6 separate regions of the Mus musculus genome follow, and regions 1, 2, 3, 4 and 6 are each linked to region 5. A link is a loop called in an ENCODE intact Hi-C map of the cell type or tissue named here. Cell type or tissue: heart. All regions are shown on one strand. Region 1 has its middle 50 kb from the start of Gm34972. Region 2 overlaps 4930452A19Rik (RIKEN cDNA 4930452A19 gene). Region 3 overlaps Pacrg (PARK2 co-regulated). Region 4 overlaps Pacrg (PARK2 co-regulated). Region 5 has its middle 19 kb from the start of Gm39565. Region 6 holds the start of Gm16168 (a long non-coding RNA gene).

Evidence for each region. A loop is a pair of places that touch in the nucleus more often than their neighbours do. Peaks named below come from ENCODE experiments on the same cell type or tissue, not always from the same donor. Only the 100,000 strongest peaks of a DNase experiment are listed, where the experiment ranks them.
Region 1: a loop joins it to region 5, with 5 times the contacts of the local background. A loop is called at or near these places in 4 of 42 quality-filtered maps.
Region 2: a loop joins it to region 5, with 3 times the contacts of the local background. A loop is called at or near these places in 2 of 42 quality-filtered maps.
Region 3: it touches region 5 in a loop (2.7-fold over the local background); 6 of 42 quality-filtered maps call a loop at or near these places.
Region 4: it touches region 5 in a loop (2.4-fold over the local background); 6 of 42 quality-filtered maps call a loop at or near these places.
Region 6: it touches region 5 in a loop (6-fold over the local background); 13 of 42 quality-filtered maps call a loop at or near these places.

What each region holds. Positions count from the first base shown.
Region 1 is chr17:10,093,779-10,098,778 of GRCm38, reverse strand. No RefSeq gene overlaps it. Among named protein-coding and RNA genes, the nearest start is that of Gm34972, 50 kb to the left of the region's middle. In heart, no CTCF peak of the experiment used is centred here; DNase peaks (open chromatin) are centred at 2,738 and 4,558.
Region 2 is chr17:9,753,471-9,758,470 of GRCm38, reverse strand. The region is part of intron 3 of 4930452A19Rik (RIKEN cDNA 4930452A19 gene); the gene reads left to right. Among named protein-coding and RNA genes, the nearest start is that of 4930452A19Rik, 20 kb to the left of the region's middle. In heart, CTCF peaks have their summits at 2,107 (motif pointing left) and 3,411 (motif pointing left); a DNase peak (open chromatin) is centred at 1,590; H3K27ac peaks cover 764 bases.
Region 3 is chr17:10,438,936-10,443,935 of GRCm38, reverse strand. All of the region lies in intron 4 of Pacrg (PARK2 co-regulated), which reads left to right. Among named protein-coding and RNA genes, the nearest start is that of A230009B12Rik, 15 kb to the left of the region's middle. In heart, no CTCF peak of the experiment used is centred here; a DNase peak (open chromatin) is centred at 2,375; H3K27ac peaks cover 1,422 bases.
Region 4 is chr17:10,450,071-10,455,070 of GRCm38, reverse strand. All of the region lies in intron 4 of Pacrg (PARK2 co-regulated), which reads left to right. Among named protein-coding and RNA genes, the nearest start is that of A230009B12Rik, 3.6 kb to the left of the region's middle. In heart, no CTCF peak of the experiment used is centred here; DNase peaks (open chromatin) are centred at 2,110, 3,210 and 4,950; H3K27ac peaks cover 2,584 bases.
Region 5 is chr17:10,388,475-10,393,474 of GRCm38, reverse strand. No RefSeq gene overlaps it. Among named protein-coding and RNA genes, the nearest start is that of Gm39565, 19 kb to the right of the region's middle. In heart, no CTCF peak of the experiment used is centred here; DNase peaks (open chromatin) are centred at 624, 2,554, 2,944 and 3,574; H3K4me3 peaks cover 1,184 bases; H3K27ac peaks cover 4,474 bases.
Region 6 is chr17:10,491,458-10,496,457 of GRCm38, reverse strand. The region is part of intron 4 of Pacrg (PARK2 co-regulated); the gene reads left to right. A230009B12Rik (RIKEN cDNA A230009B12 gene) reads right to left here. Exons shown (of 2, transcript NR_077237.1): 2 at 3,401-5,000. Gm16168 (a long non-coding RNA gene) reads right to left here and starts at 3,260. Exons shown (of 3, transcript XR_003952273.1): 1 at 2,849-3,260; 2 at 1-5. In heart, a CTCF peak has its summit at 3,072 (motif pointing right); DNase peaks (open chromatin) are centred at 631 and 3,157; H3K4me3 peaks cover 460 bases; H3K27ac peaks cover 4,130 bases.

The DNA.
Region 1 (5,000 bases), 290 kb after region 5:
ACCCTCCAAAGGCTCAAGCTTGGACTAGGTGCAGAGTGCAGCTGTAGAGGGCTTTCCTAGTATAGGTAAAGACCTGGCTTTATTCCCAGCACTGAAAAGGGGGTGGGGGAGCCCATTCCCAAAGGATATCTGTATCTTGGCAATGTTTTCTTTAGTCAGTCAAAAATACCTGGTTCCCATGGTGATGAGTAATTGGGATGTAAATCATGGATACGGATACAAATGAGACAGCCTCTCGGGAGTTTAATATTTGACTTGTATTGCTATGACAAGGATACTATAGCATTTCCCTAGTTCTGGATGTGGTTTAACCACATCCTTAATTCGATCCTCTCTCCCAACTGTAGAATCAGGGTACATCAGAAGCCACTCTTGAGATGAAATTTCAGCTTGGGCACATAAGCCATGCTGGGAATGAGTTTGTAAAAATACAAAAGCAGCTGTTTGAGATGCAGATGGTGATTTTACAAAGTGTCTACGGATGGCTGGAAGTGAGGAATGGGGGGAGACCATGCACTTTCTGTTGCCTCTGAAACAGGCCTGTGATGGGTGGCCCTCAGGCCAGGTAGGTCTTGATGCATTCAGGGCAGTTGTACCCATTGTCATGGATAGCCAGGAGGAATGCTTCACCCAAATCCAGAGACTGATGGACAGAAACTCATTACCAGGGAGGTTCTGAAAGAATTTATAGAATGTTTTCCCTGGCAAACAGACCAGAGCAGGCAGGAAAACAGTTTGCATCTGTCCAGGTCTTCAGGGACACTCATCTCAAGAAGAGCAGAAGAAACCAAATCCTAAAGTTGGTGGAAGACAAGGAGACAGCTTGTGACTGAGGGAAAACTAGTTATGTTTAGACTTGGCAAATGACTGGCACTATTTGTCAAACATATGGGACTTTAAACCACCAGGCTGTAATTGCAATTGGTGACATCATGGTTCTGTTTAAAAATTAAGCAAAAAATATTCTGCCTCAAGATTATGTGAACAAATTTCCCCAGCTTGGTGTTTCTTTGTAGCTTTTTCCTTTCTCACCTCTAAGGGGGTTTACAGAAGTGAGAGAGGAGGGCTGGGATGGAGCTCAGTTGGCAGAGTGCCTGCACAACTCCCCAGATTCATCCTCAGCAAAGCCAAATCCAGCCTGGTGGCACACACCTTTAATTCCAGCACGCAGGAAGCAGAGGCAGGAAGATCAGGGGTTCAAAGCCACCCCTAGCTACATAAGGATTTCAAGGTCAGTCTGGGTTGAAGATCTTGTCTAAAAAGCACTAAATAAACAAACTAAGAGGCCCTGGGATAGACCCTGAGACCCTGACAGTGAGAATTGTGTCAGAGACTTTAACCTTTTATATCAGTTGTAACAAGGGGCTGTGTCATGGTCTAAAAGACTTAGAAGGCCTTAAATGTGTCACCAGAGAAGGCTACCCAGGTAGGTCGATGTGTTCTGTGGTCAAGATGGATAGCCCTGACAGCCAGAGAGGTGACCTTTCTCAACTGCTGTGTGGCAAGCACTTCTGTGAGATGCTGTACAGATGTAATAAAAGCCTGTCATCTAGATGATTTCTGCAATTAAAGTTGGCTCAGACACAGAGGAAAATTGCCTTAGAAATGTAAGTGTCTGTTTTGTTCAACACAGCAGTGGAGAAGATCCTGTGTCGATGCCAGGTTGGCCGTCCTGGATTCAAGCAGGTGTTAGATGGGGATTCTGGTGGCTCTTCCTACATTCCTTGTAGCTCTGGTACTGGGTCTCAGAACATTTTCCACCTCACAACCTTTTCCCTCTAACATGGCCAGTTAGGACTTCAGGTATCTAATTCCTAGCTCCTACATTGAACCACGACATGTTGCCGAGCCAGTCAGTCCTCACTGTGGGCTGAGGGCTTACTGGACAGGAAATTGGGAAATTGGATTTATCATTCTTATTTGCTCTGATTTTCTATTTTTTCCCCATAGCTACAAAATGAGACAAATATTGAGCATGATTATGAAATACAAGGAAAAAAATCCTTGCTATTTAAGTACGGTGTTTGCTTTACTGGGTATCATGCTGAGATTCATTTTCTGAATCATATAAAGTTGGGAATAGTCTATAAGATTTTTATGCATCCTTCATTCTCTCCATTGATCTTAAAGGAAAGCCCTGCACCCTCCTTGCTAATTTGTCTCAAAATCAGTTTAATCAACGAATGGATCCTCATACCTAGGCCTCCTTTGGAACTGTAGTGAAGTGTGACAACCACTATTTTTAGATGTTGTTGGCTCTATCCCTGAATTCAAAGAGAGCAAAGTGCTTCTCGGGTGGTACCGGAGCTCTGGCCACCAATGCTACCCTTTGACCTAGCAGCAGAAGCAGAAGGGAAAGCCATGCAGACAGCCTGAGAATGTGTTCACTGAGAAGCAAGGTACACAGCTTCCATGCAAGGAGTTAGCCTGCCTAGAATGTCTACCCAACCTGCCTGGGACTCAGGCGGCTGTCCCAGAGGGATGCTCACCCACTCAGCCAGAGGGCCATGGATGTGGGATGCTGGGAAAACATGATCTCCACAGTTGCTTCAGTTGGTGTCATATGGGGAGACACTGAGCCAGTCCTGGTGATGATGGAATGAACAGACACCCTTTGGCTCCCCACACTGCCCTAGGCCTCCAGGACACACCGGGAAGACCAGCAGCTTGGAAAACTGCCTCCTTTGAAATGTTTAGCTAAACAGGAACCTGAAAAGAAAGCTGGACTGTTAGTAACATCCGGCCTTGCTCTGTCTTTTGTGTCTGGCTTCTCCCCAGCCCACACCCTTCACTAGAAGCCAACATCATCTCCTTCCTGTAGGAGCGGAAGCCAGGGCTGTGCTCTAAGTGATGGACAAGAGAAGGCAGTGCTCCCCCCAACTCCCCCTTTTCAGTGTATTTGGATTTGACTATCTCTGGCCTGGGAGGGGATTCAGGGAGACGGCAGAATGAGAATGTACTCAGCTTGAAAAGACGATGTTCTTTGTCTTTCCATCTCGTGGTATCCCTTGGGTGGGTCTGAGCAGCCTGGGTCAGAACACAGAGTTCAGGACCACTAGTTCTCCTTGCTGGTCTCTAGTGCCCAACCCTGCTGAAATAGAAGAGCAGCCTGGAATGTTCTCAACCATCCCATGATGCTCAGGGGTTAAGGTCATCACCCTGAAAAATCTCTTCTAGTCTTCAAGCAAACATTAGAACTGTGGAGGAGGCTCCTAACAGGCTGTGGGGATTTAGTTGCATTTCAGGTGATGGTCTGAAATATTGGTTTTTGGCCTTCCTCTTTTAATAATAAATTAAGCCTCGTTTTGAGACAAATTAGCTATAAGAGTACTTCTCCTTTCAAGCTGTTACTGTGAATCCCACAGAATGTTCATATGCTATTATATCACGTGAAACAAATTTCATGGTGGTGCTCATAGTAGAGTGTGCATCAAAGTAGCATCAGTTTTTTGTTTGTTTGTTTCTTTGAATATGATCATGGCTCTAAAAATCATAGTACCTTAACATTTAGGTTTTCTGCATCTGGAAAGACAGTGCTGCATTGTGGTGATCTAAGTCTAACATGTATCTGGGTCAACTGAAATGAACAGATGACACAGGGCTGCCCTTCAGCTCTGTTGTCCCAGGCTTTATCCATCAGTCTTCACGTTTGACCTTGTATAATTCACAAGCATGTGCTTATGGTCTTTATGGAGGAGCACTGGAACTAGGAAACTTCTGGAGTAGGGGTAAGGGTCTCAGAGAAACCCTGGTTTTTCTACAGCTGAGAACCTTCTTTCTGGTTTTTGCTTCCTTTCTCTTCAGCTCTTCTTGGATTTCCTGTTATAGTTCCTACTTTCATAAAGGCCTTATTTTTGATGATGATAATGACAGAGATGAAATAATCTTCAATAAGTTCAAGAAAGGTGCTACCATCTCCACAATGCAATGTATTCCTAAGACCTAAGAAGCCCATGTGTAGCTGGAACCCATCCTAACAGCAATACAGAAAGAGTTAATTTATTCTTTGCACTGCATTTCATGCATCACACTGTGGGACTTGTCAGTGTTGTCATTTCTTTCAGATGCCAAGAGCTGACTTCTTATGAATGAAGGCTCTCAGGGATCAGTGGTATCAGGTGATTATGTGCGCACCCCTGGTCTGTGAGATACCGGACAGGGATAGAACATCTCTGAGAGAGGTCCAAGATGAGAGTGGACCAATGAGCAGGAAATGAGGCAGAGTTGGTTGTTGTTTTTAAAGGGACAGTGTGCGGAGAAGAAATCCTTTCCTGCTTTCCATGTTGTAACTATTGGCAGGATATAGAATGCCCTGTCTTTCTTAGTGTTGCTTAACTCAAGTGCAAAGACCTCAGAGTCTGCTGAACAGTTGTTAGTGCTTTCCCTGTCCATGAGAGTGATATCACCGTGTTTGGGTTGAAGTTTGTAGGCAGTTAGAACTCTTTGTCCCCTCTCCCAGGCTTTGAGGAAATGCTGTGTTTTGAGCATAGATGAGGAAGACAGATGCTTTTCCCATCTCCACCCACTCAGTGACTTTGCCAAGTGACTAGGGATGGAACCTAGTTCACCGCTGAATAGCTAGCTGCTGCCAGGGCAAGGCCAGGGACTCGGCATGGTCAGCTCTGTGCTACTAAATAGTGGGCTCATCTTTTATCAATTAACTATCAAGCCAGATGTGGGAAGGAAGGAAAAGACAGGCGTGGGAGAGATCCAGTGGCCTGTTCAACTTTGACTTTCAGGCCAAACAGGGTTTGCAAGGGAGGGGAGAAAAATATTGCAAATTGACTGAGCATGCTGATATTTGCTAAATTTAGAGGCATTTATGTTCACCAGTTCTGAAGCAGTTTTGAAGCAAATCCAACTCATTTTCTGGCAGGAAATAATACTTATGGGAGAGATTTTTTGGGGGGGAGGGGAGGACTAAGTTGTGGAGATATTTCAAAACTTCTTGGCCACCACCCTTTATTATAATATCACACGAGTGTAAATGGAAGGAATTA
Region 2 (5,000 bases), 640 kb after region 5:
CTTGGTTCAGAGCCTGGCTCCACTGTTTTTACTGGACCATTGAATGAATGGTCCACAGCCAATACCCACCCATCTGTGCCTTCATCTTCGGGACTGGCCTAGGTAAAGCTGTAAGCCTCCCTTACTCCATGTAGACCATTCTTACTGGAAATGAGGCCAGGACACAAGTCTATACCTCTGACCTTTCATTTGGGCACATTAATGCTTCACAATTTTGACAAAGGGAAGTTAACTTGGGTTTGGAAAGTTAGGAAAAGGTGTTGCTGCCATGCAGATCCCTTGCTCAATGAGGGCCAGTGAATCCTTTGCCCACTGAGTGCCAGCTCTCTCTCTCTCTCTCTCTCTCTCTCTCTCTCTCTGAGTGTGTGCATGCGTTTGTGCGTGTGCGATAATGGCTGATGCAACTGTTGGAAACCAGAGGCTTAGCTCATGGGTGCTTCCATGGTTGGGTCAGGGTATGCTTTATTTGTAGAAGGCTGACTAAATCTTGACCCCAGCTATCTTGGCAAGCTGCAAGTGGCCATGTGAGAGATGAGCTTCAGGCTCAAGCCCAGCTCCTGGAAGACAGGTGTCTACAGAGAAGGATGGTACTACCCTCAGAGACTCCTGTAAGGAAAGCAGGCCTTTAATGATGTGGGGGAGCTGAACCCACGGAAGGGGTATCTAGGGAGATAGATGGTATGAACCAAAAGTAAGGAAACTGGCTGTGAGCTATTGGGTAGGAAACACACACACACACACACACACACACACACACACACACGAAAAGAACTGTGGGAAGCCTGTGCTCTCAGGGGACAGATGCTGTCCCTAGGGTCCTTCAGCTCAGGGACCACACTGATCACAGGTTCCTTTTCTTTGCCTGTCCTGGCCATTGGTTTTCCTGGCCAAACCTGCCATATTTTCTCCCAGGACACATGCATGGTGTGCCATTTTGAAGGAGAATCAACAAAAACAGAAGTCAGGTTGGAAGGCATCCATGCTGTCTGGGTGTCAGAAGAGGGGGTGTTAACATCGTCTCTTAATTTGCCATCACATCATATACCCCTACCTTAAAATGAAGAACAAGAATAGTACTTTTTCCTCTTCTTCAGAGACCCCTCCCTGGTACTGGCATAAACTCACATGTGCAGAGACCAGTCAGGCTTGCCCCCTGTATCCCCCTCTCTGGACCCCCATGTGTACTGTGTGTCTACCAGGCTGCTCACAGGTGGCCTTAGGGGCCGTTGCTTTTCAAATGGTGAAACAAATTTGGTGGGTTTTGGTTGTCATTGATTGGCTTTGACACACTGCTGAGGTTGGGCACCAAGGACCCCTGGTACTTTAAGTCACTTTTATCGCTCAAATATGGAGCTTTGACAGCTGAAACGCCTTATGAGAATAGCATTTAAATGTGCAATGCGCCATAAATACGCAGAGTGCGACAGCCAGGAAGCTGTGCTAATCGCGGCTTTGATGTCCCACGAACTACTGTAGCTGGCAGTCCTCGTGCTTCTGCAGGCCTCTTTGGACTTAGCAGATACCGCTCAGTGGATCCAGTTTTCCACTCCTCCCCTCACGAGGACAGCTGTCATCCCTGACTCAAAGGAAAAATCCTTTCTGGGCCCTTGCTTGGCCACAGCCTTTCCTGGCCATACTCCTAGGAGCCTCTCGCTTCCTCCCTGCCCGGGAGTGGCAGAGGGTGAGGCTGGCTAGACCCAGCCAGACTTTCCCAAAGTTCTGTGTCATTTACCACCTTGTCCTACAGCAACATGCTATTTTTAATTTCTGGCGACTGCTACTCTTGATTGGCTGGGACAAGAAATGGAAGTTCAGCTTGACTTGAGTAACAGGGAAAACGGTCCGTCCCCGACAGAACATGCAGCAGGAAAGCTGAAGGTTCGCTATAGAAGCATGGGTAGACCACCCTAGCTTCCGCTGTACTTAAAAGCTGCCAGTAAGAAGCCTGAATGCTTACATTTGATAAGAGCCTTGATCTTTGGATTCCATGGTCACTACAGAGTGCAAGGAAACCACAAAGGGTGTCTGCTGTCTGTAATTTATTAGGTTTCAGAGCATCCCAGGAACTACAGACTCAATCCCTCAGCTCTTGGGTCCAGGAGCGCCCTCTTGTGGGAGAAAGCACTTTTGCCTGGAATTTCTATTTGTCTTTTTTTTTTTTTTTTTCCTCCAGTTTTTAATTTTTGAGAGTTTCCTACATGCATATACTATGCTTTGGTAACTTTTCCCCCAGTTCCTCCCCTTCATCTCTTCCTCTCCCCTCACTTTCTCTCCCTATTTAATGCTTCTTGTTTGTATACTTACTGAGTCCACCAAGTGCTGTCTGTATGGGCATGGGTATAGGACCATCCAACTAGGGCATTCTTTATTATTTTTGTTTTGTTTTAAACTTGTTCTTACTTCTGGAAGAACAATATTAGTTCATAGTTTTGGAGAGTAGAGGAGCTGGAGAAATGGGTGGGTTTACTATGCTAACCAATACCATCAGTACTTGTCTGTCTTAGGGCTTCATTGTTATGTGAAGAGACACTATGATCAAGGACAGCGTTGTGGCTGGCTTACAGGTTTAGAAGTTCAGCCCATTATCAGGAAGGCAAAAAGCATGGCAGTGTCCAGGCAGACATGGTGGTGGAGAAGGAGCTGCGAGTTCTGGCATCTTGATTGGAAGGTAGTCAGGAGAAGATTGGCTTCCACGTGGTGTCATTGCCCACCCCCACAGTGACAGACACACTTCCTCCAACAAGGCCACACCCACTCCAACAAGGCCACACCTCTTAATAGCTCCACTACCGGGGGCAAACATATTCAAACCATCACACTATTCCTTTGTATGTGTGTATCACATATGAATGCATGGTGTATGGGTATGTGTATGTATTATCACACATACAGAGGCCACAGGAGGATGTTGGTGGTAGTGTTCCATCACTCAACACCTTACTCTTCTGACACAGAGACCTTTGCTCAACCTGGAGCTAGGATGGTAGCCCGCAAGCCCCAGCAATCCTCTAGTTTCTGTTCCCATACCTCTGGAGTTGCAGGATCATATATATGCCTTTAAAATGGACATGGGGGACCTGAATTCAGGTTATCTATCATCCTTGTTCAGCAGGTGTCTTAGCCACTGAGCCATTTACTGCTCTCTCCCTGTCTTAGGGTTTCTATTGCTGTGAAGAGACACCATGACCAAGGCAATTCTTATAAAGGACAACATTTAATTGGGTCTGGCTTACAGTTCAGGGGTTTAGTCCATTATCATCACGGCAGGAAACATGGCAGCATCCAGGCAGACATGGTGTTGGAAAAAGAGCTGTGAGTTCTATACCCGGATGGGCAGGCAGCAGGAAGTAGAAGTGACACTAGACCTGGCTTGAGCATTTTAGACCTCAAAGCCTGCCCCCTAGTGACACACTTCTTCCAACAAGGACACACCTCCTAATAGCCACTCCCTATGGATTTATGGGCACCATTTTTACTTAAACTATCACACTCTTTATTCTTTTTTTGATGTAAGTTTTTCACAAGCAACCCAGAAGTGAGCCTTTCTTCTGAAAAGGATTCTGATGTTAATGGTTCTTTTACACCTATCTCAAACGAACATTTTATTTCTTTATCCATCTGCTTCACAGAGGAACAACTATACAGGTTGTGCTGCTTTTATTTAATCTATACACTTCGAGGAAATTGGGCTTTAATTTTTATGCTCTGAGGTTGCCTACCCCACCAGAATCAAAAGACCCAGCACTTCCATGGCCTCAAACATCCTCGTGCTCTGCTGTTATCACGGGTGGATGCTCAATGTGCAGTCTGTCATCTTCATGTCTGAAAGCACACAGTGCTGTGCTGCTGACTACAGACATGTCACCGATCGATCATCAGTTCTCAGAACTTGTTCACCTTCACGCCCACTGTCTGCTCCTGGCCCCAGTCCCCAGCAACTAGTTCCCTCTTTTCTGTTTTATGAATACTGTTACCTTTATGCATCATAGAAGGAAATTTGCAGTCTGCTTGAACGTTTGTCTGTTGAAAACCTCACAGTGCCTAGGCATCTATCAGTTGGACATCACCATTGCCCAGCTCTCTTAGTCTCAAGCTTACATCTAGGCACAGATCTAGCTGTCCTCCTAGGATAGGGACCATCCCGTACTCTTTTCCTTTCCTTTTAAGTCTTATCATTAAGGGATCTTGCTTCATGCCTGGTTTTCATTAAGCCTCAGTTGATATTGTGAATTGGATTTGAACTCTCCCTCTGAATTCAAGTGTTGTAAAATATTGGTCAGTCTCTATGAGGGCAGAACCGCAATGGACCTTCCACTGAGCTTCGTATACAGCAGGTGACATCAGATTAATTTCTATTCTTATTCCCTCAGTGTGAAGCGAGACCTCCATTCCAGACGCCCGAAGGCATCTGAAATGTACTCTCCTGGAAGTGCTGAAGGGCACATCTTACTTTTAAATCTCAGGATCATTTAGGGTCTTGGCATTCACGGTTGTCACTTAGGGGCTTGAGTCAGTGAGATGAGTAGTCTCAGCTCCTGCACCGATGAACCCCCAGCCTCCTCCAGTCACTGAAGAATCCAAAATTACAAGGGTCTGTGTGCCAGGGAAAGATGAATTGCCAAACAGACTTTGTGGATGGAAAAAAAAAAAACCCTACTATCAATTTGTAAGGATGGATACAATTTAGAAGAAGAAGAGCCAATGCAAAGCTATTTTGTATTTGCTCAGAAGTTGAAAGGAGAATTTAAAACCACATAGAGTCCCCAAGGCACCGATTAATAGTCTATTCCGTGTGTTTGATTCTTGCAAAGTGAAGATATTATGCTACAGAGTCTCCTAAAATTAAGGAGATGTGGATAAAAAATATCACACGTGATTTACACATTCTTCAGTCTCTCTGTGAAGTTTCTAAACCTCGAAGCCTTTCTGTTATTTATTTATTTATTGCTTGTATTGGTGTCAAGAGAGAGGTATGCTCACAGTTTCACTTTGACTGTTAG
Region 3 (5,000 bases), 50 kb before region 5:
CAAAAGTCCCCCATACCCTCCCCCCCCCACTCCCCTACCCACCCATTCCCATTTTTTGGCCCTGGCGTTCCCCTGTACTGGGGCATATAAAGTTTGCGTGTCCAATGGGCCTCTCTTTCCAGTGATGGCCGACTAGGTCATCTTTTGATACATATGCAGCTAGAGTCAAGAGCTCCGGGGTACTGGTTAGTTCATAATGTTGTTGCACCTACAGGGTTGCAGATCTCTTTAGCTCCTTGGATACTTTCTCTAGCTCCTCTATTGGGGGCCCTGTGATCCATCCAATAGCTGACTGTGAGCATCCACTTATGTGTTTGCTAGGCCCCGGCCTAGTCTCACAAGAGACAGCTATATCAGGGTCCTTTCAGCAAAAACTTGCTAGTATATGCAATGGTGTCATCGTTTGGAGGCTAATTATGGGATGGATCCCTGGATATGGCAGTCTCTACATGGTCCATCCTTTTGTCTCAGCTCCAAACTTTGTCTCTGTAACTCCTTCCATGGGTGATTGTTTCCAATTCTAAGAAGGGGCAAAGTGTCCACACTTTGGTCTTCGTTTTTCTTCAGTTCCATGTGTTTTGCAAATTATATCTTATATCTCGGATATACTAAGTTTCTGGGCTAATATCCACTTATCAATGAGTACATATCATTTGAGTTCTTTTGTGATTGTGTTACCTCTCTCAGGATGATGCCCTCCAGGTCCAACCATTTGCCTAGGAATTTCATAAATTCATTCTTTTTAATAGCTGAGTAGTACTCCATTGTGTAAATGTACCACATTTTCTGTATCCATTCCTCTGTTGAGGGGCATCTGGGTTCTTTCCAGCTTCTGGCTATTATAAATAAGGCTGCTATGAACATAGTGGAGCATGTGTCCTTCTTACCGGTTGGGACATCTGGATGTATGCCCAGGAGAGGTATTGTGGGATCCTCCGGTAGTACTAGCATTACAATATCTTTAAGGACCTTGAGCTGTTTCTTCAACTTGAGGAGTCTGAATATGAGAAAACTAGGAATTTATAAACAGTCATTCCATCAACTAAGACAAGAGGCAGTGGCCCAGAACTCAGGAGTTCTAATCCCAGCCCCTTGTGCTTTCCAAAGCCATGCAGACAGACAGCTTGGACACAGCCCATCTGGAGAGCAGCAGGACCTCGTGTTCTGTGGTGAAACCAGAACATGGCTTCTTAGCAACTCTCCCAGGAGTTCTGTGCTCCTGGAGGCCACTGGCCAACTATCCCCACCCGCTTTGCTTATGCAGATGTTTCTTGGTTGTTAAGATCAGTTAGATGTACCACCCATGGGTCCTCCAAACCCAGCTCCCCCGCTGGCATGCTCAGCCCCGACACTTGCACCTAGCCTATGAGTGTCTCTGTTACAGCTCCCATCTTCCAGATGTCCTAAGGTCCTCTCGCATCCCCATGTACTGACTCAACTGACCCAGCCTGCTGTTACTCCAGTCACTCCACCCATGCCTCACTTTGGGCCTGGGAGGAGACTAGCTTCTAGAACCTTCTACTCTGGCATTGGGTTCTGAGCACTGCTTCTCATCTTTTACTTGTTCCCTTTTCTATGTCCCTCCTCCCCAGCATGTGTCCCTTCCCCTTCTAGAAGGTGGGGGGAATTCTCCCACAGCACTCCTCTGAGGCTGAGGGATGAGGAGGGAAGCTGGAGAGGAAGGAAGGTTTCCATGCTGTGGCCCTCTGGAAGGCCTCATGAGTCCCAAAGGTCAAAACACTCGCGCCCTCGTAAAGAGGATTCTCCTCTCCTCACAGGGCCAGAAAGCCCTTCAGCTCCTCCAGCCCAGGTATCCTGTCGCGTCCATGTTAGACAGGTCTGCTTTCCATCTTTGGGGGCCCTCTATGGTGTCACCCACTGCTCAGGCACTGCGGGCCTCTGCTCACTGCCATCCAGGCTGTCCCCAGAGCCCCTTTCCCATCATCGGGTCCCTTGCAGGCCCCCGCCCCACCTCTCTCTTCCCCCTTCCTTCCGGCACCAAGCACATGGGCGGGGATCGTCCTTGGTCCCTTCTAAGCCTCACAAAGAACAAGGGCCGGTTGGTCTCTAACCCTGCCATTACTCACAGCTCAATGCTCTAAAGCGCCGAGGTTTTCCTGCCCCTTCTTCCCATAGCCCTGGCAATTGTACTCCCTCGGCCACAGTCATTCTATCTCGATTCCTAATTGCCATTGTAGAAATCTGTGCCTAGCTGAAGCTTGGGGAGCTGCCAATCTGTGCCCTCCCTTCAGATGTAAATGTGTTATGCAAATGCAGCCTGGGGCCCAGAGTGGGACCCCGTGGCCATCCCTGGATAGAGACAGGAAAAGAACACCGCGGGCCAGGGATGCAGAAAACTAAGACAATGCCCCACCCTTCTTCAATGCTGGCTGCTGGGAGAAGACTTCCTGTCTCCACGCTTCCCCCGCCCACTCCCAAGGCTCACACAGACTGCTACTTGGGGGTCACTGTTCCTTGGCATGTGTGGCCCTAGGAACCTGGGCATGCTGCTTAACTGTACTTCTCCAAGATCTCAGGACCCTAAAGGGGAGGGTGACATTATGTACAGATCCCTTCTTTAATCACCTGTCTGAACAGGACATTAAAATCGGTTGTAGCTAGTGGCACTGTATCAGCACAGATACCTTGCCATCCCAAGGAAAGAAAACTTTGAAAAGGGGTTGTATGGCCATTTTCAGTAGAGGCCTTTCCTTCTCTGTCTTGGCTGCCCCCATCCGTGGGGTCCTAAGCTATCACCTGTCACCCTCACTTCTGCCTCCTTGCTCTTGGACCCAGAAAGACCCAGAAAACTGTCCCCTCTCTAGGCATTAGCTGACTCAGAGGGTTCCTTGGATCTCTAACAGCAACCTAGTCCACAGAAAGCTCTCAGCCCATCAATTCATAAGCCCTCCAGACCATTAGGCATGTGACTTTGGGCTCTGCTGTGCCAGGGGCTCTTCTAAGCTATGGGCGGGATAAATTTATGAACCTTTTTGCCTGGGACCAGTGCTTCCAGCTTCACGGTTGTTTATTGGTATTATCATTGGATGTGAGGGGAAAAATTACCAATAGAAATGTACTCTGAACTAAACTAAACTCTGGGAAAATGCCCCCAGCCCGTGGTATTGAGCTGTTTGTCCTTACTCAAAATGTAGCATTATTTAAATCCACAGCCCCGCCATATCGTTCCGAATTTGGGAGAAGGCAAAAGGAACTCCTTCAACCCTGGAATATCATTTATGCTGTAAAGTGCTTTAAAAAATCAAAAACCTTTCAAGTGAAATTAACTTAAGAGGGAGTGATTTCTTAGCTCCCGCCTGCCCCTCAGCATCCTGGGAAGAGAACCTATGTAGAAATGTGCACTTGAACTCGCAGTCCAGGGGGAATCTCCTTCATGTAGCTTCAAGGTAGATCTGTAATTATCCAACAGCTCACAGCCCCTGATCAAACGGGATCTCTCTGATCCTCTTAGAGAAGACACCACCTCTCTTTTTTTCATGTCTATCAACAAATCACAAATTAGCACATGTCTATGAAAGCCATTTATGGCTTGGCCTGTCTCTCAGATGTGCCATGGGCATGCCGTTATGCCCTCCCTTGCACTGGTTCCATCCAGACCTGCAGACAGAAGTCTGCAGGGATGTTTCTCAGGGAAAACAGACCTAGTTTGCCTAAAATGTGAATTTGTCTGATAATGTGAAAAGCAAATATGTATTCTTGCCTCAAGGCCTGAGGTTTTAACAACTTCTAAGTTGGAGAGTTTGCCGCTGCACCCCACATGACCACCTCCCTCCACCCCCACCCCCCAGACATGTTACTTGTAGCCAAGACTTTGAGGAAAGGGAGCCAGAAGCTGATGACTGTAACAATGGACCCCATTCCCCAAAGAAGAGCAGCTCGCTGGAGCATGTGCCTCCACCACAGAGTCTAGGCCTGAGGGGGGAATCACATGACAGCCACATTTGCCTTTCCCCTTGAGGACAACCTACGGAGCACACTGCCTGCCGGGGACCAGAACCCCATGCCAGTGAAGGCCTCCTACCCTGAAACACAGCAGTTGCACACGTTCTTCCCCTCTGGTTACAAAAGCCGTTGGCAGTCTCTGTCGGCTGCGCAGGCAGCAGCAGTGGGAAATGGCCTCACGGGAGGCGCATTACACTTTCCCACCAAGATCAGGAAGTAATGACCTAGAGTAAGGTTAAAAATGGCATCCCCCAAAACAATTTACAAAAGGCCTATTACCTAGCAATTTCACATTCGAATGCAATTACATCCGTGTTATTAGTACATCACAAATGCCACTAATATGATTATTGTTTTGTGTGGTATCACAGGAAATTGATTTAAATAGATTTACATATTTTTCAGATAAAGGGCACTGCTAAGGTAGATAAATAAGAAATTAGACGTTGTGAAAACAAACAACTCGGCAAAACTGGGTTAGATCTCCTTTGTAATGCGAGCATAGATATTATGGTGCCTTCTGGTTACTGTCAATATTTTACAATTTCAAAGGTGATTTTCTTATTTAAAAGAATCACTTGACTTCAGCTCACTAGGCCCCTCCCCAGCGCTTTTAACTTTCTTTTATTGGTGAATGAGGATCAAGGTACAATGGAGCATCCTGTCACTGATTCACCAAGGCCTGACACTATACCGTGTAAACTCACCTGCCTACGCCTCACGTCACCAGGTCAGCCAGGTTCTGATAGGAAGAGGCAGGCCCTCTAGAGGAAGGGTCTCTCTGAAGCCCACGTGATTTCAACATCCAAAGACCATGGTTATCGTTCTGGGAGAGTAGTCCTTTCATCAGGTTGCTCCACAGTCACAGTATCCCTGTTATGTGTGACCAGGGCCAAGCACTCCACCAACACAAATACTAAGACCCTACTCAAAGAGCTTGGTGTTGACAGAGAGGTCAGCCTGGTGGTCCTGAAAAGGTCACCCAGGGGTAAGATCTCAGCTAAGCCTGGACAGAGTCCAGACAGGACATCTGAGGT
Region 4 (5,000 bases), 62 kb before region 5:
TCCCATACTTAGTGGTCACCCAGGTTTTTTGTTTTGTTTTGCTTTGTTGTTGTTGTTTGTTGTGGGGAGATGTTTGTTTTTCTGTTTTGTTTTATTGTTGCGTTGCGCTAACATTTAACCTTGCTGAAATGCAATGGCACACACCTCTAATCCTAGGCAGAGTAAGGTGGATTCCTGTGAGTTTTAGGCTAGCCATGGCTATATGGTAAAACCCTATATCAAAAAAATAAAAAAATAAATTAATCTAGGCACCTAAACCGCAAGTCCTGGTGATCAGAAGGAAAGCCATAGGCGCTGCCCCACAGTGGATGAATTGGCTAGTGATCACAGCGGTCCTAAAAGGATGTGATGCAGGCTGTGATGACCAAGCCTTGCCGCAGAAGCTCGCCAGCGCTCAACAGTGTCACTCAGGGTCTCCAGTTTGAACTCCTGGCATCTGTGCTTACCAGTGATTCACAAAGATGACTTCAGCACCACGTGTGCCTTCAAACAAATCCCAAGTGTCTAATCTGGAGGTTTGCTCCAACCCAGGGCATGGAACAAGGAAAGGCTGTGCACTAAGCACCGTCCAATTATGACTTCCTCAGTAGATCGTCCTCTAAGGAGAAATGCCTTTCCTAAATGGAATCTTCCATTCTTCCCACTGCATTTGGTCTGTGCAGAGTGAGTCTGTGATATTTTTCTATGAATTGTAATCTAGGCCCTACCACAAATCATCAGCACTTTCTGTGGTGCTAGGACCACCCAGCCCGAAAGTGTGGGCCTTAGGACGGACATGCTCTGGACACTGGAGATGCACGCTGTTCCTGGTTGTCAGAGCCCCCTGTCCTGGGAGAAGCCCTGCCATGTAAGTGTGTGCTTCAGAGAACACCAGGCTCTGACTGTATCTTCTCCCACCAGACCCCACCAGATCCCAGCAAGGGCCAGTGAGGCTGAGCATAACCCCCAAGCGGGAGAGGGCCAACTGTGGTAGCATGACATATCACCAACTGTGAAGTATTACTTAATTTCCCAATACGGCAGTACCCTCAAAGGTACCAGCCCATCCAGTGGCCAAACTAAGTCTTCATTTTGATGTAATCTTTTAGGAGAATAAAAGTACGTAATGCTAGAATGTAATGCTTTTTAGACAATAATGGTGATCGAGTATAAGGTTTTAATGTTGGCAAACAACATATTTCAGCCACTGAGAAATCACATAGCAATAAAAACTGCTGGGGCTTTAAAGAGGGAAATAAATTGCTACTCAACTCTGAGTGACCATCTAGGAAGTAACTGTCCCCGTGTCAAAGTGAGGTGGGGATAAGAGGGCTTCATCCTTTCTCTCTGCTCTCCTCTACCCCTGATGCTTTAAACGTCCATTTCTGTTTCCCAGATTATATTTTCCAACAAACAGTATTGATTTCATGCATTTCATCATTTATACTTGAACTAAATAAACGGGGATGTCATTTCTCCAGAGAACGTTAAATTCTCTAGATTTTATCTCTGAATGTCAACTTTGGAGGCATGTTTTTAACACAAATAAGCTCCATAAACTATTTCTGTTAATAACCGTCAGGTCTATAAACCATCATCTTTTCAAAATGTGCATTTCTGTCTGAATTATAATTACTGCTTGAAGCAAAATATAATTTAGTAGTTATATGACTTGAGGTGCTTTTGATGTCGCTATAAAGGACCCTTATTGAGCATGGCTTTATTTGCTAGGAACCAGCTGACCCACCAAGGCCACCGCATACAAAGGTGGGCATTGGTGGTTCCTAGTTGAGAAAAGGCAGGGATCAAACTTCCTGGAAAAGCAGCCCCCGGTTTCTCTTCTGTTCCTTACCTGTCTTCTCCTTGATGTCTCAGTTGATCTTAGCTTCCAAACCCTTCATCCCAAACACACACATGCACACATACATGCATGCATGTGATCGCACGCACAAACACACACACACACACACACACACACACACACACACACACTACCCCTGCTCGTTCTCTGCTCTGCTGAGCTCCTAGCCAGCAGCTGTGCTGGGGCCCTTGGGCTTTCCAAGGAAAAAGTGTTGAAGGCAGCCTTTGACCTAGCCCCAGAGCATTGTCTTCTCCACCTCAGTTCCTGCACCAAAGGAAATGAGACCATCTTCCTCTTTGCCTCCTGCATACACCCACATCCTACAGCAACAAAGAGCTCCACCTCTTTACCCCATGAGTCTGACCCCTCAGGACTCCAACTGAGGCCTGTCACCTGGGATGCCACAACTGCTCTACAAAATTCTACACAGCAAAGGACAAAGTTGTCCACATCTGTGAACCAGATACAATGAGCCTTTTAACGATGGTTTGTTTGATAATGGCCAGGGGCCCAAATTAAAATTGTAGGATGATGATGGGGAAATGGCTCCAGGTCTGAGTTAACATGCTCCAAGCCAGGAAACCACTTTCTTTCTAGAAGATTAACTTTACAATCTAGTGAGCACTGCTCATTCCAGAGGGCTAGATAAGGTCAATAGTGCACTGCGCATGTGCATTAGTAGTGCACTGGATATGTACATCAGTAGTGCACTGCACACATGCATCTGTAGTACACTGGGTATGTGCATCTGTAGTGCACTCTGCATGTGCATCAGTAGGGCACTGCACATGTGCATTAAGGATGCATGGGTATAAATGGGTGCTGCCTGGGCTGAGGAGGGTGCTCCCCTTCCTTTCATGAGACACACACTAGGCTCTAGAATCTAGAGCACCGGGCATTTGCCTCTGGAAAACATTCTCCTAAAGACTCCCTACTCGGTGTTACAGCTCAAATCTGCTCTGCTTTTTCCCAGAGTCCTTCATTTCTGCCTTTTGTTGACTATTTGTGTCTAGATTTAGCTAAATGTCAAGAAGTACAATGTAGTTTGTCTCTTATGCCACATGGACATGTATTCTTTAAAATTTAACGTGCTAAGTAAGCCATTCTTGTCATGGCTGTTCTGACATGAACACACAGCGAAGCACAGGACTTGACACAGAGTGGGGCCAGAACACAGGGAGCTGACCAAGACCCCATGAGCTCCTCTAGCAGCTGGAAGGCCAGCTTAAAGTACAGTGAAAAGCCATCTGCGAGCTGCCTCCGGTCAAAGCTACAGTCTTTCCAATTAGATGCCCCACCCCATAGCAGGCCATCTGTGACAGTGGCCCACAAACTGCTATAACTTCACCACAGCCCATCTGAGAAGACTTGCCACTGCCCTGTCCCATCTGTGAACCAAGGACATTTACCTCCCCTTCCTTGGCCCCATCCAGATCAAAAAAAATTCTTGGCTGCCTCTTTCCCAGTGAACTGCTCTATTCTGTTTTGTGTTGTGTTGTAAGCAAGCTCCTTTGAAAGGACAGACTCCTGCCAGGCAGAAGCTCTGAGTACTGGTGTAGTTTGTCATCTGTCCCCTGGGGACCCCACAGACTTTCCAATAAAGCCAGAGATGGTTCCATAGCCCAACCCCCCTCCCAGACACAGCCACCTCCATACACCACAGAATGGCAACTGGTACCAGCATTTCTGCTCGGCCGAAGGCAGAGATAACAACAAGAAAGAGACTTGGGTGCCAGGCAGAGAGGTTGCCGAGTGTCTCATGGGTATGTGGAGAGGGATCATGTGCCCCACGAGAAAAACATCCCTCTTTGTGTTCCATTCAGCTGTCACTAAGAATCAAAGAAGGCATTGGCATCCACTGTTGTGCGCAGGACTCGGGCTCCCAGCCGGCGGCATCACTCCATTCTAGCCTTACATTGTATTTATTCAGTGTCTTTTCAGCATTGCATGTGAGGTTGTATTTGCATTTGGGGGGTATTTAGGGGCCAGTGTTAGGATTTTGTTTTGTTTTGTTTGCATGCACTTTGTCAAAAGAAATCTTCCTGCCAGTCCTCAACTATTTTGAGTATTTTCACACTCGTGCTGTATTATAGTAGAAGTGCATTATTCTGAGAAGCAACCTCTCCCCTGCACATCCTTCCTGTGCCTATCAGGATGGGGTAGCGGGACAGCCATCACTTCATCCCGCCAAGCCCTACGGCCCTAGTATCCAAGAGAAATCTAAGTCTAATAAAAAAAAACTCGGACTAGTGCTAGTGAGAGGGTCATTTGCCCAGCTGAACTAGATGGCCAGCTCCATTCCTGCAACCAGCCTTTGGGCTTGCTCTCCCATGCAACTCAAAGTCAAGAAGCATATGTTTACACTGACAGCTTTTTTTGTTCCCCTGGGGAAAGGGTGGCAGCAGTTCTGAGGCAGAGAGGAAGGGAAGGTGGAGTAACCAGCTAGAAGTGCATTCAATACACTCAGTCATCAGACTCCGTCTCCACCATCGGGAGCATCCACAGCAGAGCCCTTGGGCAACATGCCGCTCTGACCACTGACACCATTCTTACAACTGTCCCTAAGGCCACCGACACTTCCCCCAAGAAAATGACAGTTCCACCAAGACACAGAATAGGCGTCAGAGCCACTGAAGAACAGAAAGTAATGTAATAGAGACCTTTGCCCACTGACTGCCTAGACGAAGCCTCTCACCGTTGTCAGTACCGCACCCCATTATTTAACAGTATATGGCTATAAATTTATCAGTAGAGATGTGTGGTGTCTATCCACTCGGCTGAAACTCCCTACAGGACACCCTAGCTTTCTGATTGCCACCTCTTTTGCAGGACAGGAAACAGAGGCCTGGGAACTTTTCCAGTCTGGTTGCCCTGCTCAGTAGAATGATAGCAAGCCATCTCAGAGTTAAAGCTGTCTGTGCCCCAGGCGGGGCCTGACCACACTCACTCTCCATTTAGAAGCATGATGCATGTTCACAGGTCAGAGTAACATGAGCAGAGAGGTTAAGCAACACAAAACCATCCCCCTTCGCCAGGTGCCTCCCTAAGCCAGAAACTCCGCCGTTAGGTCATCGCTCTCTGAGCTAAGGCATTCCTGCCGGTCTTTCCAATGGAAAAACCTACAGCGAAACCAGAGCCAAGGAGCCCACGGGGCTGAGGA
Region 5 (5,000 bases):
GGAGCTTTCTGAAGCTTGACGGATAAGTTATATAAGAGCACACACGTGGTTTTTAAAAATCAACAATTCTGCCATTAATGTGCCGTATAAGCACAGGAGCCAGATAAGCCAGCACCTCTAGGGAAACCGAGAGCAACAGCAAACTTCTGAAACCACAGCAGGACAGAGACGGGAGGAGCTCTGGGGTTGTGTACCTAAATCAGTGGGCTCCAATGTCAGTGAGAGGGAGTGAGAAAGACACCTGATGTGAGTCTCTGGTCTCTATGTGTGCGACACACATGCATGCACACACACACACACACACTCGTGAACAAACAAGTACAGACACGTGCACATGAGCATACACACACACACACACACACACATACACACACACACACACACACACACACACACACACACACACACACACACACACACACAGGAGGAGATAGCCCTGTTCGTCCCTGGAAGCACAGCTAGCGCAGCTGACCCAGGAACCAGAGCTTGGAGGCCTAAGGGTGGTGGAGCACATGTGCCCATCACATCATCAACGGGCCAAGAGTGCTGGGAATGCAAGCGTAGGACTTCTTAGAACTGAGTGTCTTGAGACCATGCAGTCCCAGGCAGGTCTCAGCTGACCCTGCTTACTTCCCCTCCCTCGCCAGCTGCCACCAGGAAGGGCAAGTTCCCCCTCAGCAATCAGAAACGTTCGCAGCAGAAAAACCTCAGCGCGGCAAGGGATCGTCTCCAGCGTGAGCTCTCACATCCAGGCTAGGTGGGAACCTCAAGGAGTAAGTAGGACTTGATACAGCTGAAGCAAAGCTCCTGGTACCTGACTCAGGTGTGCCGGCAATGCTGGCTATCCAAAAGAGGTTAACTTTGAAGCACTTGCAGCTTAGCTGCGAGCCTCAGTTCACAGGCAACAACGAGAGACCAAGAACTAGGGAAGTAATGTCACAAGACTGACAGATTTGAGGGTAGAGTGTCTGGCAATGTATCTGGCCCAGAATTAGTCTCCATGTTGTAGAAATAGACCAGTTGCCTGGAATAGTCCTGGATCCATTTTTCTTAGAACAAAGACATTGTTAAGAACACAGATGATGGGCTGGAGAAATGGCTCAGCAGTTAAGAGCACTGACTGCTCTTCCAAATGTCCTGAGTTCAATTCCCAGCAACTACATGGTGGCTCACAACCATCTGTAATAAGACCTGGTGCCCTCTTCTGGTGTGTCTAACAGCTCCAGTGTACTTACATAAATAAAATAAATAAATAAATCTTTAAAAAAAAAAAAAAAAAGAACAGGGATGAGGTATTGATAAGAAAACAGCCCGGCAGTGGTGGCGTACGCCTTTAATCCCAGCACTTGGGAGGCAGAGGTAGGTGGATTTCTGAGTTCAAGGCCAGCCTGGTCTACACAGTGAGTTCCAGGACAGCCAGGACTGCACAGAGAAACCCTGTCTCAAAAACAAAAAAACAAACAAACAAACAAAAAAAGAATTGATAAGAAAACATCTGTAAAATTGAAAAGCAGAGATCAGGCGAAGCAGGTAACAGAATTATATCTATCCTGTGCCATCTGAAGACACATTTCCAGAAGTGTGTGCACTATGGCACTCACTGCAGTAGCCTGAGTGGCAGGAACAAGGTTTACTCCTTTGATTTTTGCTTGTCACAATTTTCCAAATTACTGCAATCCAGATAGTCTCCATCTGTCACAGGTTCAACTCCCACCCCTACCCCTCGGGATCCACATGTAAAAGTATTGGTCCCCACCAGACTTGTACCTTGGACTGTGGGCTTGTTGAGACAGACCTGCTCAGAACAGAGAATGTCTGTAGTCAGCTAAGTTGGGGTGGGTCCTACTAGAGAACAATGACCATCCCTGTGACTGTGTCCCTTTAAAAGAAGGAAAACTTAGTGAGGTGAAGGCAGAGATGGCGCGTTGTGTTTCTACATGCTGAGGAACAGCAGGATGTCAGTCGCCACCAGGAACTGGTCGCTGGTCCACAGTGGCAGATTCCCCCATTCAGACTAGGAACAAGTCACCCTGACAACCATGGCCTCAGACCACCAACTTCCAAAACACCGATGGCAAGGCAGTATATTTCTGCCATTTGGGCCACCAGGCTAGGGTCACTTATACCACCTAGTAAAAATGACGACAGCAACACCAAAAATTATTCAGACTTTAAAGTTAAAAGTTAGGCTTGGGGACCAGAGAGAGCAAACCCGGAGCGAGCCGGGGCGGGGGAGGGGGAAGAAGCAAGAGGGAGAAGGGAAGGGAAAAAAGAAAGAAAAGAATTGCTTTAAAAAAAGTGAGGCTTGCTTGGGTGGGTATCTGGAAGTACAGAACAGCTGTCCCCACCCAGGAACTGCAGCTTCCCGGATTGGAGCCTCTTCGCTCGCTCTCAGCTGTTCAGTAAGGAGAGCATCCTTCACTGTGCCAGAGCTCTGGGGAGCCTTTCCTCCCTCTCTGCTGTCAGTCTCCCTGAGTCACTTCTGCTCTCTGGAGCTGCCAGATTTTCTGGCTGATGGAGGCCGTCCCACAATCATGGCAGCTTGGCTCCAGCCTGACCACATCCCAAGTGGCTGATACAGGGATGAGGCACATGCTGCAGGGTGCCACAGGTCACATGGTAGGGGGACGTCATGGAGCACGCAGGGGCCTCCAAAACCCTCGGAGCACCTCCTCCTCAGCAAGCAGAAGTCTATTATTACAATGGACTGCTTCATTCTCAGCTTCTCCAACCCTGGGGCTGGGCTCTCGGAAACCTGAACCCGAGCAAGGCCAGCGGATCAAAATAACTTCCAAGAATAACCAGGCCTGCGCTGGACTCAGGCGTGTGGGCCTGCAGGCTGAAGTGCTCCAGTTCCTGCCTGGGCCTTCACTCTACCACAGCTCCCCAGGAATGAGTTATCAAGTGACACACTCTGGAACTTAATCAGCCGAAACAATGGGAGGAAGTATGGCGCTTTCTCCACGGCCCTCCAAACGGGGAGCCCCGCTTATCAAAGGGACAGGATTTATTCAGTTGCTACAAACTTCCAAAGACTTCCTTTCCCAAAAGAAAGACCCACAGGAAGGTCATGTCCTTCAACCACATCCAGTGAGTCAAAAGTGCCTCCTGCTTCGCTTCAAGCTGGCCAGTCAGCCGACTTCCACCCTGGCCCCAGCCACTGGATCTGGGCACACAGCTGCCCCAGGAGAGCCTGCAGGCTCCAGAGGGTCCAGAGACAAAGGCACAGCTGACCCTCAGACCACAAAATAGAGGCCACAGATTACGAACTGGCACCAGCTCAGGGAAAATGAGGCTTATGGTCACTGGAAACAGGTAGGCCATAGGCTCTCTCTCAAGCCAGTTAACCTAATCTAGAGTTCTCTTTTCACACGGAGCAGCCTGACTCCTAGCAGGCTGGGCCTCCAGTTTTACAGTCCCCGAGTATTTTACCAGTGGACCTTTTCCTATACCTTGTGCTTGGACTGCAGCCTTCCAGACAAGCTGAGCATCCTGGAGCCTGGATGTGACCTTCATCAAGACCATCCAATCAAAGGGGAGAAGACTAGCCACACCCACTGCCCCCAACACACGGTGTACACAGCCAATTCTAAAAACTCCAGAGCTGGAGCTGAGCCTGCACCACACCGCATGCACGCCACACTCCTTCGTATTGCACATGATAGACATTTGTCTGTGCTGTCTGAGGAAGAGCTCGTCCACACGTGGATGGGAAGGCCTTTCCCAAGATCTCGGGGGTCTCCCTGCCTCAGAGGGTGGTATTTGAACAGCCTGTATCAAAAGGAGCTAAGCCTTTAACAAGGGGTGTGTGGCCAAGGGAACAGCTTCTGCTTCTGTGTGTGCGCGTGCGCGTGTGTGTGCGCGTGCGCGTGCGTGCGTGTGCGTGTGCGTGTGTGTGTGTCTGCGCGTGTGCGATGAGCTTCCTGATTGGAAGGCAGATGTAGGAAGAATAAGTAACTGAAGTAAGTATGTCTGTGCCTCACTAGCCACAGATGCCTCATTGATCACCACGTGATTTCTAACCTAAGCATGGACGTAGTTTCAGACCCTGTCTCAAAACTACAAGTCACCCAGTGTTGGCATGTCTGTCAACAAAGCCCACTCACCCTCATATTCGTGCTAAGGAGGGCAGGATCTCTCTGTCCTTCAACAATGAGTCCAGACACCTAATATAACATCCCAAGGCCCATGTACTCGGGCATCCATGCCTCCTTCCTATTCCTGGCAGAGGCTGAGCAGTGAGCACAACACATAACCCAATTCGGCAACGCCCACCAGAGGCCTGGCAGGCCTTCTCAGCCTGGACCCTTGACCTAGAGGTCTTGTGCATGGATTCTTTGTGTGTCCATCCATCAATCGACCAACATCTAACAACACCCACAGACATCTGTAATCTTTGGAGTGAGAGTCGTGTAGAGATAACTCTCTGGTGCCCGCCTCAAGAACACTGCAGTGCTTAAGGAATCAGACATCTGTATCCCATAGGTTAAAGTGAATGGTCACTGGCCGGTAACCCTGGTGATCCATGAAGAGAAAGGTCTGGGTGCCTTCCTGCTTCTTGGTCTACCCTCTGTGTGCTCTGCAAGGGCTTTGACCACACTGGGCATCAGTGTAAGGGTGGTGTCTGACAAAGAAGAGAAGTCAAGCCCTCTCTCCCACAGGTCACCTTCTTTAATGAGAATACTCATTCCCACAGGGTCCTGATAAGCTTCCCTTTGGCTTTTCTGCCTGGCGATAAGCACTACAAAGCAAAAAGCCCTCCATGTTAATGTACTCCCTGGAGGGCAGCTGTCATCAGGATGAAAGACACCATAGAATGATACCCCTGCTGGTAGGCAACAAGGCACACACATTGTACAATTTCAAGGGATTTTCAGATCCCCTACATCAGTGGCTCTCAACCTGTGACCCTTTAATACAGTTCCTCATATTGTGGTGACCCCTCAACCATAAAATTACTTCATTGCTACTTCATAATTGTAATTTAGCTACTGTTATGA
Region 6 (5,000 bases), 100 kb before region 5:
GACGCCTGTGCGAGAACAATGTTGGAAATTAGATGAACCGCCGCTGCGGTACTTCCTGGGAGCAAGTAAACACTAAGTGTCACAGAGTGTATGTGTGTTGCAAGCTAAGCCAGGGTTTCCTCAGACATGGCCCACGGTGCTCTCAAATATAAAGGCGCATTGAGCTACAGGGCAGCCAAGCATCAGGAATTGGATAGTGCTCCCTATGAGTGCTCCTCCACAGTTACAGCAGAGCACGCTGCTTCAGGGTCAGAGTGGAAAAGAGACCTTGGAGTTCCAAAGTCTGTTGCTGGAATCATTTCTGACATAAACCACAGAGTGTGTCTCTGCTCTCTGGCTCTTGGTCCAAGTAAAAGAGCTATTTTCTTTATTTCTGAATAGTTACCTAATTCACAGGTCAGAGCTTCAGAGTCAAAATAACCTTATTAGAAGGAATAAAAACAAACAAACAAACAACAACAACAACAACAACAACAAAAACGTGATTAGATTAGTTAAATTGGTGGTAAAATGTCCCCTCTCCGGCCCTGCTTCCTTTGTTCAGCCCTCAGGCGCATGCACTCAGCCTCGATTCTCCCCCAGGCAGTCGTGCCCTGTCTGGACACAGAGCCCTCAGAGCCAGCACACCCATGCTGCCGGGCTTCTGCCCTCTTCACCGGTGCTTCTGCAAATGCTATGACCTCTGGTTTAATTCCAAACATATAAAGCCTTCTGATTTCTAAATCAGTGTCAGTCTGCCAATGAATGGAGGGCACAGGTCTAATAAGGAGGTGAAAGGATTTGCTCACCCACAGAGCTGAAAACTTCCCGTTGGGCCCTGCCTTGTTTTCTGTTGCCATTTATTTTGTTTTGTTGACATTTGTGACTTATAAGTTACAGCAGCTGTTCTCAATCTGTGCTTTCACAGGGGTCGCCCAAGACCATCGGAGAACAGATGTTTACATTACAATTTATAGCACTAGCAAAATTACAGTTATGAAATAGGAACAAAAAAATTATAGTTGGGGTGGGGGGGTCACTACATCATGAGGAACTGTATTGAAGGGTCACAGCGTTAGAAAGGTTGGGACCCACTGATCTAGAGGATATCTGTTGTATGGTCACCAGATTACAAGACACTGTGCTGGGTATGAAAGGAAGATGGGAGCAGAGAGAGACAGAGGCAGTGAGAGACAGAGAGAGAGAGACACCTCTGTTGGGGGGGGGGGGGGAATTAGAAAGAAGGGAGGAGGGAGGGGCTAAAAGGAAGTTCCTGTCCTTAGAGATCTCACACTGCATAAAAGCACCAAGAGACCTACCTAGCTGAAGAGAACACTCCTGAAGCCTGGACTGCAACCGAGAAAGTCCATGCATTTCACCTGACTATCAAACCTACACAGCTGGGAGAAATATACTCTGGACTGTGTAAATGGAGCCTCTGAACCTCCATTGCACATTTGGAGCTGGGCCACCTTGTTCACCCATGGTGACCTGGAGAGGTGAGGGTTCTGCCTTTTCTTTTTGGCTTTTGTGACCGGCTAAACCATTGTCTAGGACCTGTAGGGGCGCCAGGGCTCAAGCCCCTCATCCAACCTTCATTTGAGAAGCAGCAGGTCTCTGACACAGATCACTCACTCCCTATGTCTATGGCTGGCTACCATCCCAACTATTGAGTATGATACTCCTTCGTCCCTTGAAGGCAGGGTTGACCTGTAGTTCCTGAGGCCATCACAGTAGTATCTACTCTGTAAATCTCTCATACTTGCAGGTGGTATGCCCAGAAGCCAGACAAATGAGACTTCTCACCCTAGGCCACACATGCAGGGCCCTCCAGCCCAGGCTGGGCCACAGCCCTTCTTTTCCCTCCTCTGCTCCTGAATTCACCTGGCAAGAAAGAAGTGCTCATTCCAATCTGCCTAAAGCTGCCCCAGCCTCAGAAAGTCATCCAGCCTTGCATCAGCTTTGAAAGCATTCCAGTCACCCCGCTATTGGATCTGATCATTTAACCCTTCTAAGCCACACATGGCTCCGTTCTTTTCCCACTTCCTCCCTCTGATCTTCCATCTGACGCACAGTTCTAAGAGATTTAAGCTTTTGCTCAAGGTTAAGTTCTCATGGCCCATTTCCTGTGTGCTCTTGCTTCTCTAGGAGAAGCAATCACTTGATTGATAATTTCTGAACAATGGAGATAAATACATTGCATTTGGGAGGGCTCACGCTTAAGGTTATTGGCAGGTGCATTTGTCAACCTATCATGGTGGCTTCACAGGACTTTTCTCTACATCTAGCTCTGGTGGCTTCTATTCTCCATGGTAAGCACCATTTGCCACGTGGGTCGTCACAATATTCTGGAGAGACTCAGTGGCAAATGCTGCTCTCAAGTCTCATTGTGTTTCTCAGTGGACTTTATAAGGAATTCCTTCCCTTTACTTGTGAGGTTCTTTCATTCTATAGGGAACAAAGCATGGTTTCTTTAGGTTGGAAATAGACACCAAAAAAAAAAAAAATCCAATTTTATTTTTTCTAAACAAATTCACAAGTTATTAACAAAGATGACACAAATGATGATAAATGTATACCTCTCATGGAGTGAGCATATACAAAATGCTATGTATATTTCTATCCATTTCCACTTAATTTTCATCTTAGCTCTTTAAAGGCTGGGGCTCTGAGCTCTTATGCACCAGGGACAAATATTCCAGTGATAATCAGGGAGTCTAGCTAGGTAGGAAGGGAATCTTTGCAACACAGAGATTGATAGCCTCTCTGTGAGGTCAAAGCAGCCCCCCCCCCAAAAAATCTTTGAGTCACCTTGGCGACAACCGTGTGGCCCACAGGAGGCAGACACTGGTCTCAACCTTGTACCCACCTGTCCTGCTGCTGCTGCTGCTGCTGCTGCTGCTGCTGCTGCTCGAACCAGCGCCAGTTTCCTGCTAGTTGAAAGCTGCTCACTGACCTTTCTGCCATCATGCACAGACTGTCCCATGAATGAAGGGTTAAAGAGTCCAAGCTTGCAAATCTCAACAGGAAACCCTTTAGGAAACTTTTACCTACCCCTTAGCATCTCAGGGTCACATACGTGGCCTAGCTGGCCACTTGGGGACAGCAGAGACTCAGGGCAGCAAAAGGGAGAGCAGAGACAGGAGATGAAAGAGCCAATTCTCCATTCTTCTATGGTCCCCAGAGATGAACACTGTGACCTTGTTCCCAGTCTCCAGCCAGCTGTCCTTCCTCCCCCTCCGAGAACACTCCACCCCCAGGACGTGTCCCTGGAAATGTATCCTCATGTGTTAGAGAGAAGGAATTGGGGATGATTTGCTGGTGATGGGAGTGGAGGGAGAAGAGAAGAGAAGAGAAGAGAAGAGAAGAGAAGAGAAGAGAAGAGAAGAGAAGAGAAGAGAAGAAACAGCCATGAATTTTTATGAACATTCTTTAATCAATTAGACAGATGCGTTTTATTATCCATAAATTAGCTGAAATTTCTATTTTGATTTTGTTTTCTCCCCACTGGTTAAAATAAACGTGGTCCTTGCTCATTGAATCAATGCCCTGGCATCTCATAAAATACCTTGAGTTCCCTTGCCAGCAGAAGGGAGGATCCCCAGGGCTAGTGTGTCGGAATGCTTAGGTTGCTGATTGCAGAGCCCCAGAGATTATGGACTCCATTGTGTATAGCCTGCAGCCCAGAGCCCCCAGTTGAGGACAGTCCAAAGTTTCAAACTTTGACCGGAAGGGGGCTTTAAAGATTCAGGGTCAATGTCCAATGAATTACCAGTGTTCAGCTCAACTAGGCTACCTACAAATATTTTTTAGATCTTTATCCTGCTTAACAGATGTTTCCTGTACTGAATGTTGGAAGCCAGCAGAAGTTTTGTTGGGTCCATGAGCTTAGGGGATACCTGCTGTTTCTACCAGTGGATTGGTAACAACTCTCACCCATTTCTAAAAATTCCTTCTTATGAAAGCAGGGAGCGGCTGAAGGTTGGTAATGAAGTCTCTAACACTCAGAGGCTTTGCCAAGTCCGTATTTTAAACTGCATTATCTCTCTGTGAAAATACAATAAAATAACCGACTTTGAAATGTTCTGTCTGCAGACTCAGTCCAAACCAGGCTGGTGTTGAGGGTCACTGTCTTCTTCCACAGCTGCTTCCTGGGACTCAGGACACACCCAAGAATAGACTCTGCTCAGGCATCCCTTACAGCCAACAGATTTCAGCCAGATTTTCAGATTTGGTCAAATTCCATCTAGATAGGCCACATAAAACTCCTATGTAGACACTGATATAAATATGAAATACATTGCAGTCTGGATTTAGTACATCATTTAGATTTCACAAATAGCCTTACTGTGAAATGTTTGTCTTCTAGACAAGCTGAAAGCAACAGATCCTAAGCAGCTCGCTCAGGGCCACGTAGGCCTTGACCGATAGGGCACAGTCCGATCTTAGGGTCCTCGATGTTAGTTCAGAATCTTCTGCTGTGTGCTAGAGGAGTAGAGGCAAGCACTGTGGGAGCAGAGACGGGGAGACTCTGCCTGTCCTCGGCAGTTGATGATCCATCATGGAAGAAATGCGAAGGATTGAGAATTAGAGCAGCTGTGCCAGTTGTGTTCTGGAACAATGGCCGAATGAGAGAGGAGTGGTCAGGCAAACAGCTGAGACGGCCATAAAGGCAGTCATCCCCTGGCTCGGGCAATAGTAAGGGGACATGCTGGCCCTGAGAGCACCTTCATCCAGACAAGCAGCCCAGGGAGAGTGCTTCGGTATGGAGGGGCCCCCGAAGCCGAGCCACAGTACTCTAGATTTGCCTTGCAGGTGGGCTCAGGACATCATAACTGTGGCCCAGAAGGCTTGGTTCTGAAAAGGAAACAGTGAGAACTGCAGCCAGCACTTTGGAGTTGACTTAGCCAAATCGAAGCCGCAGGGAGGTGCGTAGAATAGAAGGCTGGTGGTGGTCTTGACCCTCAAGGCCTGGTCTGGAGACTAAAACTCCTGCCAGCTCCTCAGTCTCCTCATTGGCA